Linked DNA regions of Homo sapiens: region 2 is linked to region 1. The links are chromatin loops, found by intact Hi-C in ENCODE. Cell type or tissue: adrenal gland. All regions are shown on one strand. Links, peaks and the distances in the headings refer to the core of each region. The heading gives the core; the rest is flanking DNA. Region 1 has its middle 34 kb from the start of LGALS9. Region 2 holds the start of LOC124903961 (a long non-coding RNA gene).

What was found. Peaks named below come from ENCODE experiments on the same cell type or tissue, not always from the same donor. Only the 100,000 strongest peaks of a DNase experiment are listed, where the experiment ranks them.
Region 2: it touches region 1 in a loop (2.1-fold over the local background); 5 of 110 quality-filtered maps call a loop at or near these places.

Annotation. Positions count from the first base shown.
Region 1 is chr17:27,662,075-27,667,452 of GRCh38, forward strand. It overlaps the pseudogene NOS2P1 and the pseudogene LOC100420408. Among named protein-coding and RNA genes, the nearest start is that of LGALS9, 34 kb to the left of the region's middle. In adrenal gland, for the core only: no CTCF peak of the experiment used is centred there; no DNase peak of the experiment used is centred there.
Region 2 is chr17:27,852,133-27,857,510 of GRCh38, forward strand. LOC124903961 (a long non-coding RNA gene) reads right to left here and starts at 4,597. Exons shown (of 2, transcript XR_007065681.1): 1 at 4,330-4,597; 2 at 2,465-2,872. In adrenal gland, for the core only: no CTCF peak of the experiment used is centred there; no DNase peak of the experiment used is centred there.

The sequences.
Region 1 (5,378 bases), core at 202-5,201:
CTGAATCACAAATAAAGGTCCTTGGTCTGATACAGGGCAGCTGGGTTGCTTCTAGGTGTTGGGAAATTCAATTTAGGAACCTAAAATGGAAAGTCCCAGGACATCTCCACAGCTTGGGATCCACAGGAGAGCATCGTTGACATTGGGGATATCTTAAACATGTAGAAACCTTCAGGACTATCTAATCAGGGCACAGGGCACAGCACCTGGGGGTGCAGAGTGGAGAGTTCACCACTACAGCCTGGAATCGCCTCTGTGATGCCTTCTTCATGACCCTTTGCTGCCTTTGTGGCTAGAAGGCTGGCGCTCAGATCCCAAAGTGGCCACAGGCTAGCAGCTTGCTTCACCTCCCTGAACTGCAATTTCTCCATCTGTGCCTTTCTCCCAGGAGGAGTGTCCAGATTCACTTAGCCCATGTGGGCCAGGAGCCCTGGACAGTGCCTGGCACACAGTAGGCCCTCGGCGGATGCTGTCCCCTTCTCTCTCCACCATCCTTCTGCGGCTCCCTCCTGAAACAGCCTCCCTCAGCGCCTTGAGTCTTGTGCCCTAACAGGCTCTTGCATGCAGTGAGAGGGAGGCCCCGAGGCCAGCTGTCTCTGTTCAGAAGGACCTGGGGTTCTCCTTGACCATGAGCTCAGGGCTCAGACCCCAACACAAACAAGCCCCATGTGCTACAGAGAAGCAGGTCCCTTAGCTGAGGTCCAAAGGCTGTGAGTCCTGCACGAGCCTGAAGTGGTGCAAGCCCCAGGTCACATTGGAGGTGTAGAGCTTGGGGATCTGAATGTGCTGTTGGCTTCGGACATCAAACGTTTCACAGGCTGCCTGGAAGAAGGTGGAGCAGATGGGGGTTAATGGTCAGCAGCAGCAGCAGCATCCCCACCACTGGGGCTACCACTTTTTAGGCCCTTACCATGGGCCAGATACTAAGCCATCTGCTTCGTGTAACTTCGAAGCACACTTACCTGATAGGGTGACAGCAAGGACTCAAAGAGGTGTCTGGGCTTGGCACATAGTAGCTATTGCTACTATTTTGAATGTTGTTTTGCCTTTGTTTTTGTTTTGAGATAGGGTATCGCTCTGTCACCCAGGCTGGAGTACAGTGGTGTCATCATAGCTCACTGAAGCCTCAGCCTCCCTGGGTTTAAGCAATCCTCCCACCTCAGCCTCCCAAGTAGCTGAGACTACAGATGTGCACCACTAAGCCTAGCCAATTTTTTGTATTTTCAGAAGAGACTGGTTTTGCCATGTTGCCCAGGCTGGTTTCAAATTCTGGGGCTCACGCCATCTGCCCACCTCAGCCTCCCAAATTGCTGGGATTACAGGCATGCGCCACAGTGTCTGGCCATTATGAATGCCAATATTGACATGATCTTCTTGTATCCTCATGACCACACTGGAAGAGGTCTGATTGTTCCCTTTTCCTGTTGTGGAACCACATGGAGGAGGCCTGGGCTTTGGAACCAAGCCTGCCCCGATGCAAGCTGATGCTCCTAAGCACCACTGCTGAGTGACGCTCTGCATGAGTGATGAGTTCCCTAAATGACTGGGGCCAACCATAGCAGTAAAGAGCTATGGAGATACTGAGTGGATCCAAAGTGGATCTGCCACTGTGTGGTGCCTGTCCCTAGGCTCTCTATGGCTGTGAGACTGAAACAGACACAGTAGTTAAAAGGTGACCTAGGTAGTCAGTGGGGGAGACCTTAAACTAGAAGCTCCCTAAGGGCAGGGGGGTATCTGTGCCACCTTCTCCCCCAGAGTTGTGTGCACAAGGTGGAGCTCTTCTAAGGGCCTGAGGGAGAGCAGCAGTGACCTAAGCCCTCAGGCCTGTGGCCCTGGCTCATGCCTGGGACCACATCTACAGGACCAGGGGCAGAGGTCATGGCACCTGGGACACCCAGCACAGATGTCCTAGGTTGAATGCACCCTGTCATGTCCCTGCTGTGGAGCAGCTCTGGCTGGGAACCGACCTTGAAGGTTTGCATGGCCCAGCTGCGGAAGGCATCCTCTGCCCACTGACCTCATCCTCTTCCCCCATCGGGGTGAGCTGAGAGGCCCCCAGGTGGGACAGCTACTGGGTGAGGTCATGAGCAAAGGCACAGAACTGAGGGTACTTGCTGGAGCTGAGGCCAAACATGGCATACCTGCCCAAGGAAACACACAGAGACTCATGTCCCATGCAAGCAACACCTGGCACCCAGCACCCAGCACCAACAGCCTGGAGGGCCAGCCACAGACTCTCCCCATCCAGCTGGAGCATGGAGCTGCAGCCCCTTCTAGTCCTCCCAACCCCTGAGCCTTGTCACCAACTCCCATGACCACCCCATGCTTGGCCTGCAGACCCGTGAGAGGGACTTGGTTTCTGTGGCTTGACCCGTGACACACTCCGAGGGCAAACCTCTGGCCCAGGGTCCCTCTGTGCCTGGTCAGCTCTGAGAAGACCCCGTATGCGCACCCAGTTCCATCCCCTGAGCCAGACTTTGGGTCCTCAGGGCAAGGTTAGAAGTTGCAGGAGGAGGGAAAAAGCTTTACCTGAATTTGTTGGTGAGCTCTTTCAGCATGAAGAGGGATTTCTTCAGTTTCTAGAAAGAGAGGAAATGACAGAGTTCTCAGGCCAAGATGAAAAAAAACACCGCTTTTTCCATTCCTCTGGAAAACTGGCCACAGATGGCAGGAGATGGCTCCTGGCCCACAATGGAAGTTGGTTTACATATGGGGCCACCTGGCCAAGGACCTGGTTGTCAGGTGAGAATTTTAGCTTGTCTCTCACTCCAGCTAAACTGTAGCAACTTGTGTGGGCCCTGTCCCCTGGTGGGAGACCCAGAATAGCCTGGCCCCCTCCCATCCAGCCCTGGGCATCTCCAGAGGGCCTCCTAATAGGCCGTGATTCTGTCTTCTTGTTTGGAACCTGGTAAAAGCAACAACAGTTGGTCCTACAGTCTCTGAAATAAGGCTGGCTTTCCAGGAAGCCAAGATGATTCCAGGAGGTATGTGACCCAGCAGAACTAGCGTCAAATCCCATGGTGAGTATTTACTCCCTTTTCCATAATTTATTTTTTAGTTATTCCCCTTCAATTACATTTTCATTCTTTTGAGCCCTGGAGAGACAGTCTTGAGTTGGTGCTAATAGACCTTTAATGCCTCTCTCATTGCCTAGTACTCTTTTAAAAAACAAAGAAGGAGCAGGCCTTGGCCAGGGAATAGTATCTAGCTAAAATTCATTAACTTCATTTTGTTTTCATTGAATTTAAGTTTTGCTGCTTTCCATTTGTGAGAGTGACACAAGTTTCCTTTAAACATGAATTTGTAAATACAAACAGGTAGGCCATTCACAGAAATATATTAAATATGTCATAGGAAAGGGGGCACTCCCATATGGCAATAATTACAATGGAGGCCGGCAAATGACCTGAGTGACCCAGATGGCCTGAGCACTGACTCCCAAATGCCCTCTGTAGGACCTGCTTCATTCCCCGGACCCTTTCCTGGGTCCTCCCACACCCTACAACCTCCTAGACCAGCCAGACCTCAGGCCACCCACCTCTCCATTGCTGGGGAAGTCTCCATTCCCAAATGTGGTGGTCTCCACCAGCAACAGCTGTGCCTCCCTGTACTTGTCCATGCAGAGAACCTGGATGGTACCCAGGTGGACATCAGCCCTCAGCTCCCAGTAGATGCTCTGGGCTCCCTCCCACACCTCCCCCAGGCCAGGGCTTCTGTGCTCATCTGTCTCTTCCAGTGCCCGGCACAGGTGTGGCACGGAGGAGGTGAGTGAACAGATTTGAACACATTGTCCTCGGTTCTCCTTCCTTGCTCAAGCCCTGAAGCTAACCCGTCAGGAAGCCCTGGATGCTCTGCCTGTAAAATACTGCCTATCCTATGTCCAAGCTCCTCTCAGCACATCCATTGCTATTTACAGTTTTGTGTGTGTGGAAATATTTCCACGAAATTGGAATGAGCAGGTCACAGCTGTGCCTGGAGGGAATGGCTGGGGAAATGTGCCCTCGCCTTGCTGTTCTATCCAGGCCCACCCAGCTGAGGATGGGGGACCTGCCACCACTCTCCTGGCAGTTCCGGAGTCCTGGGAGCTGGCAGGTGAGGACCCAAGAGTGTTTTCAGCAACCTGGCTGACCTGGTCATCCGTCAGTCCCACCTTAGCCTAGGCCTCTACACAGCACAGATCACAGCTCATCCCATTGTGGCATTACACTGGCCTGTGCCCTGTCCTCAGGGTCACATCCGTCTCCCAGAAGCCATGTGACCCTGACCCTGGAAAACCCATCAACCTGTCTAACAGTCAGGTTCCTCCTCTGTGCATTAACAATGGCATTGACGCCTGCTTTGCAGGGCGCTGGGAGGGGAGAGGGAGGTGTATGCTGGAAAGCTCCCCAAGGGCAAGGCCTGCCTCTGCGTCACTCACTGTCAGATCCTCATAGCCCGGGGCTGGTCCAGCACGTGGCCACCATTCCCTAAGTATTGGATTTGCTTCATCAGTGCTGAAGGCAGGGGATAGAGCTTAGACAGACCCCCTGTGTTCTGTCTTCTTTATCTGCAGCTTACTCATTCTTGCCCCTTTCACATGCACCCTGTAGAGCAGACGTTCACTGAGTTTGAACAAAATTCAGCTAGAGCAGCTGATGTATATTGAGGCCTGAGTTCACCTGCCTGGGTCTCTGGAGTCCTCGGAGTCTCCGTGTGGTCCCCGTGATCTGACACTGAGGACACACCTGTAGTCTGCTGATCCCAGAAAGAGGGGTGTGTGCTGCCTGGGGTGGGGAAGATGTCGGGGCATGGCAGGTGGCTCCTGGGACTGCCCCCCAGGGTTCAGAGAGGCTGAAGGCTTCCTGCCACACAACCTTATCCAGGGCTGTTGGGCCTGGGATATGGCCCCCTGTCAGAACTCAGGTAGGAGCGGCCTTGGCTGTTACCCAGCCCCCTTGCCACCTCACATGGGGACCTGTCTCCGCAGTGGGCGACTGGGCCCAGATATGAGTCACCCTCTGCCCTCCTGGGCTGCTCAGTCCATGCCAGGACTGACCATTCCCACACCTGGCTGAACTCTTGGCTCTGGCTCTGGGCCCGGGGTCCTGCCTGTGCCCTCTCCTTGAATGCTCTGGGGGTCAGGAACACCCAATTCCCTTGTCTCCCTGGCTCAAGGCTTGTTGTCCTGGCACCCTTAGAGGGGTCTGCAGGAGTGAGGGGCCTCTGCTGCTCTCTGAGGCTGTGGGTGCTCTCAGGGAGGGGTGGGGGCTCCCACAAATGGGTCTGGCTCCTCCAGTGCGCTTGAGGGCCCTGTGAGGGGGAGAGCGGGCCACCAAGGAAAGTGGGAGGGGGCTTGTGGGAGGCTCTTGCCCACATCCCCCTCCTGCACAGCATGTCCC
Region 2 (5,378 bases), core at 203-5,202, 190 kb after region 1:
TGACAATCCTCAGAAGGAAAAGGGAGGACTGGGGACACCCCCACCATCACCAGACTGGGGACACAGAGGCTTCCCCATTAACAATAATAACTCAAAATGCCCTGAGCTGTGTCCCACATGCTCGTACTTCTGTGAGTTCCCTGGAGGTATTTCATGTATGCCTGTGCTTGAGTCCTCTCCTGCTGAACCCTGGTTTCTCTAGGGACTTGGCACAGAGCACCCCATGGCCACCAGATACCACCATCTTCCATCATATCCTGACCCTGGGGCCCTTGAAATAGCAAAGCTGCAGGGCTTTCTGGTGCAAAGTGGAAGAGAGGGGATCCCTGAACAGTCCACGGAAGCTGGGTAGGTGTGTGAATTTGAGTGAGAGGTCATCAGAGTCGCTGCCCTCTTTCCCTGCCTCAGTCATTCTGAAGGGCCCCTTCTTGTCCATTCATCAACCGTGGCTCCTTCTTTGCTTAGAATGAGTTCTCTGAGGGGAGGTTCCACCATTAATACAAATCAGGTCTGGAAAGCCATCCCATCGGTTTTCCAGACATGCCTGAGCCTTGGGTTGGATTCAAGCTGAGATCACCCCTCAAGTCACAGCAGATACACCAGTGGCAGCAGTCGGCACCTACAGGACAAGCAAGGTGCATCCAGAATCTAAAGATAAGGCTCCCCTGTCAGAGGAAAACCCATACAAGTGAACACTTCATAGATGAAACTGGCCATCTGTAGAAGTGATCTGCCTGATGAGGCAGAAAGGAAAGGGGAGAAAACTAACATTTTCTGAGCACAATTTTCTAGATTTTTTATATATTTTGGCACTGAGTGCTCACAATTCCCTTAGGTAGGTAAAATTATTCCCATTTTATAGATCAAGAAACAGAAATTCAAAGAGATCATGTGGCTGACTTTAATCTCAGGTATATTTGGTGCCACTGATCTATTTTCTGCCCCTCTAGGTTTGCCTTTTCTGGAATGTCAAATAAATGGAATCACACAGTATGTAGCCTATTACTTCTGTAGGTATTTTTGCTTCTTTCACTTAGCGGAAGGCATTTGAAAACAACCCATGTTTTTGTGTGTATCCATGGTCGATTTCTTTCTACCGCTAGGTAGTATTTCATTGTTTGGGTGTGCCACAGTTTGTTTATACATTCCTCAACTAACAGAGATTTGGGTAGCTTCCAGTTTGGGCAATTACAAGTAACTATAAACTATAACTATAGACTATAAATAACTATAAACATTCATGTACAGGTTTTGCATGACCATAGCTTTCATTTCTCCAGGAGTGAAATTGCTGGGCCATATGGTAGATGTATGCTAACTTTACAAGAAACTACCAAGTGGTTTGTAAAGTGTTTGTAGTCTTTTTGCAATCCCACCAGAGATGTATAAGAGTGCTGGCTACTTTGCACCCTAGTTATCATTTGGTATTGTCAATATTTGTTATTTTAGGCATTCTAAGAGATGTATAGTGATATATCATAGTGGTTTTAACTTGCATTTTACTAATTACCAATGATGCTGAGCATCTTTTCATGTGCCTCTTGGTCATCCATATATCTTCTGTGGTGAAACATCTGTTCATGTCTTTTGCCCTTTTTTCCCTCAAAATTTTTTACTGTGTTAAAACACACATACCAAAAGATTTATCATCTTAATGTTTTTAAGTTTACAGTTTAGTGGTTCTAAATATATTCATGATATTGTGAAACTATCCCCACTATCCATCTTCATAACTCTTTCCCTCTTGTGAAACTAAAGCTCTGCACCCGTTGAACAATAACTCCCCATTTCCCCATCCCCCTCGCCCCTGGCAGCCACCCTTCTACTGTCTCTGTGATTTTGACTACTCTAAGTATACCTCATATAAGTGGAATCGTACAGTATTTGTCTTTTGTGAGTGCTTTTGCCCTTTTTAAATGTGCTTGCTTTCTGATTGTTGGATTTTGAGAGCACTTTGTATATTCTAAGACACATGTCATTTATCAGTTATGTAACTTGCAATTATTTATGTCTTTCCATTCTCAGAACAGTGTTTTGTTTTATTTTTGTTTTTCTTGAGAGAGAGTCCTGCTCTGTTGCCCAGGCTGGAGTGCAGTGGCACAATCTCGGCTCACTGCAACCTCCGCCTCCCGGGTTGAAGTGATTCTCCTGCCTCAGCCTCTGGAGTAGGTGGGATTACAGGCGTGCTTCATTCCAGCCACGTGGCCCTTCTTGCTTCCTCTAATATGTCTATTACAGGTCTGCCTCAGGACCTTTGCACTTGCTATTGCCTCCATCTGAAATGCTCCTCCTCCAAATATCCTCATGACTCACTCCTCCATTCATTCTCTGTTAAATGTCACCTTACTTAAGAGACCCTCCCTGAAGACTCTATTTAAATGGCTCCCCAGCTCCATCTTGCTCTGCTGCTCCACCTTGATTTATTTATTCTCATGGCGTATATCACAATCTGACATAACACGTATTTGCTCATTTTTATTTATTTATTAACTGTATATTCCTTCCCCCAACAACTATCAGAATGTCAAGCTGGAGCGAGCAGGAATTTTGTCTGTTTTATGCACTGATGTATCTCCAGTGCCTAGAACAGTGCCTGCACATACTGAACTCTTAATCAAGAGTCCTCGATCTTACTGAACAAACTCAAACAATTATTACAGCGTGCCTACTAGGGACCGGGCACAGTGCTGGGCTTCGGAGATACAACGGAGAGAAAAACAGACATGGTCCCTGCCTTCATGGATCTCACAGTACAGCAAGAAAGACCAATAGTAAGTCATCAGAGAAATAAAATGGGTAATAGTTCCTGGGCCTACAAGAAGTACAGTCGGCCCTAAGTATCTGTAGGTTCCCCATCTGTGCATACAGCCAACTGTGGATAGAAAAATATTTTTTAAAATAAATAAATAACAATAAAAATAACAGTACAACAATAAAAATGTAAATAATAGAATATAACAACTATTTATATGGCATTGACATCATATGAAGTATTACAGGTAATCTACAGGTGATTTAAAGTACACAGAAGGATTGTGTACATTCTATGCAAATACTGTGCCATTTCATATAAGGGACTTGAGCATCCTAGGATTCTGGTATCCATGGGAGGTCCTGGAACCGGTCCTCTACGGATACCGAGGGACAACTGTACACAGAGCTGGGGAGCTTGTAACTTAGTCATAAGGGACCTAGTCATGGAAGTGAGAGAAGGGCTCCCAGAGGAAATGGTGATTGAACTGAGAGCTGAAGAGTGAACAGTGGCTAACCACGTGAGGAACAGGGAGAAAGGGACATCTAGCCATGTGGCATTTCATGTACAAAGACCCCATGCGTGGAAGGAGCTTAGCATGTTTGAAGAACTAAAACATGGTGAGATTGCCTAAGGGTGGTGAGTTGGGCAAGAGGGAGGCTGCAGTGGGGCTGGGGTGAAGGCAGGGCACTCTGGGGCTGGGGCAGGCAAGGTGGCGATGGCCAAGTAGGGACTGGCCTTTACCTTATGAGAAAAGGGAAGCCACTCAAGGGTGAGCTCACCTTTTTAACCACCCAGTGTATGTGGAACATAATAAACACTCAATAAAACACTAGGCTAGGCATGGTGACTCACACCTGTAATCCACGCACTTTTGGAGGCCCAGGTAGGAGGATTACTTAAGCCCAGGAGTTCAAGACCAGCCTGGGCAACATAGTGATACCTCATCTGTAGAAAACAAACAAACAAAAAAGCCTGGCATGGCGGTGCACACCTGTGGTCTCAGCTACTTGGGAAGCTGAGGTGGGAGGATCACTTGAGCTCAGGAGGTCAAGACTGCAGTGAGCCATGATTGTGCCACTGCACTCCAGCCTGAGCAACAGAGTGAGACCCTGTCTCAAAACCAACTAACTAAATAACTAACTAACTAAATAAATAAAACACTTGTATGTTGAAAACACTCTTAGATGTTAGTGGCAGTGTAAACTGGTCCCATTTCTCTGTAGGGCAATTTCAGCACATCTTTCAAAATTACAAATGTGTATACATTTTCACTTAGCAATTCTGCTTATAAGAACTTATCCTACAGATGTTTGCCCATGTATGAAAAGACATTTGTACAGGGTTATTCACTGCTGTGTTGCTTATAATAGTAGAAGAATGTAAATAAACCAGCTGTCCCTTAATAGGAGATTACTGAAAAAGTTGTGATATCTCTATGCAGTGGACTAATATGAACCATAAAAAAATGAAGACTTCTATGCATTGTTTTGAAAAGAACTCCACGATATATTAAGTTTTTAAAAATCAAAAAAGAGAGCACCAGAAGAAAAGATGTACAGTTTTTCTATACATACCATATCTCTGAAAGGAGGCATAAGAAACTGGTCTGTTACTTCCCTCTAGGGAGGGAAATCAGACAATTGGGACTGGGTTAGGAGATCCTTTTACTGAATTCTGAACCAGGCAAATATCTTACCTATTCTATATAACAAAATAAATTTACATGATAGGAATTATGGATTAAATAAACTAATGAGTTAGAAAATTAATTTATCTTTTAAACAGCTTTCAGCCAAAACTCCCCTCTGCTATTCAGACAGAAAGGATTTAGGGAGTCCTGGCCCCTACCCCACTCTCTGATTCCTGACACAGCCCCCAAAGGGAATCCACCAACAGAGGGGCCTTTGGAAAGGGAGGTTGGATGAAAGTATTTGTTTTGGTCAATTGCATCATTTCCAGGAAAGGGCCTCCATTTTACCTTGAAATCAGGCTGTCTCAGGACCCCACAGAAACACAGTTCGGGGACTTTCCCAAACTTGTTTAATTAGGCTTCTTGCTGAAAAGCTGCGCTGTGGGTCTCTAAAGCAGTAACTGGCCTCTAGAGATGCAATCATCTCTCCACAGGGAACTCTCATGAAAAAGTCTGATACTCAGTGCTTTCCTGAATAAAAATAAGCATCCAAAAGTATTTGCAATATCAGGAAAAGCAGAACAAAGCGGGTAAGGCTGGAATGTCTTGAGCTTCTCAACTGCAATGACCAAAGAGTTGATCTGTGAGTTCTGATTAAATTCCAGTAAAAAGGGCACTTGACAGTGAGGGCCACTCAATTTCATCACCCTGGCTTGATGACAGAGGATGAAAGAGAGGCCAGGGGCTCACCTCCAGAAGGAGTTTCCTGTCCCTCTGGGTGGGGGAAGTAGGCTCCCGGTGCTGATGAAGGGAGGCTGCTGTGAGCTGTGCCCTGGAGTCCCCTCTAGGAAGTCTGAGGCACAGACCAGGAGAGAGGGCCTAGGAGGGACCAGTAAAGGACGAAGCAACAGAAAAGAGTGAGAATAAGTGAAGGATGGGAATCTTCAACCCGCAGCCTCTGTTTGTTCTATAAAGTGGTCATTTGTATAACAA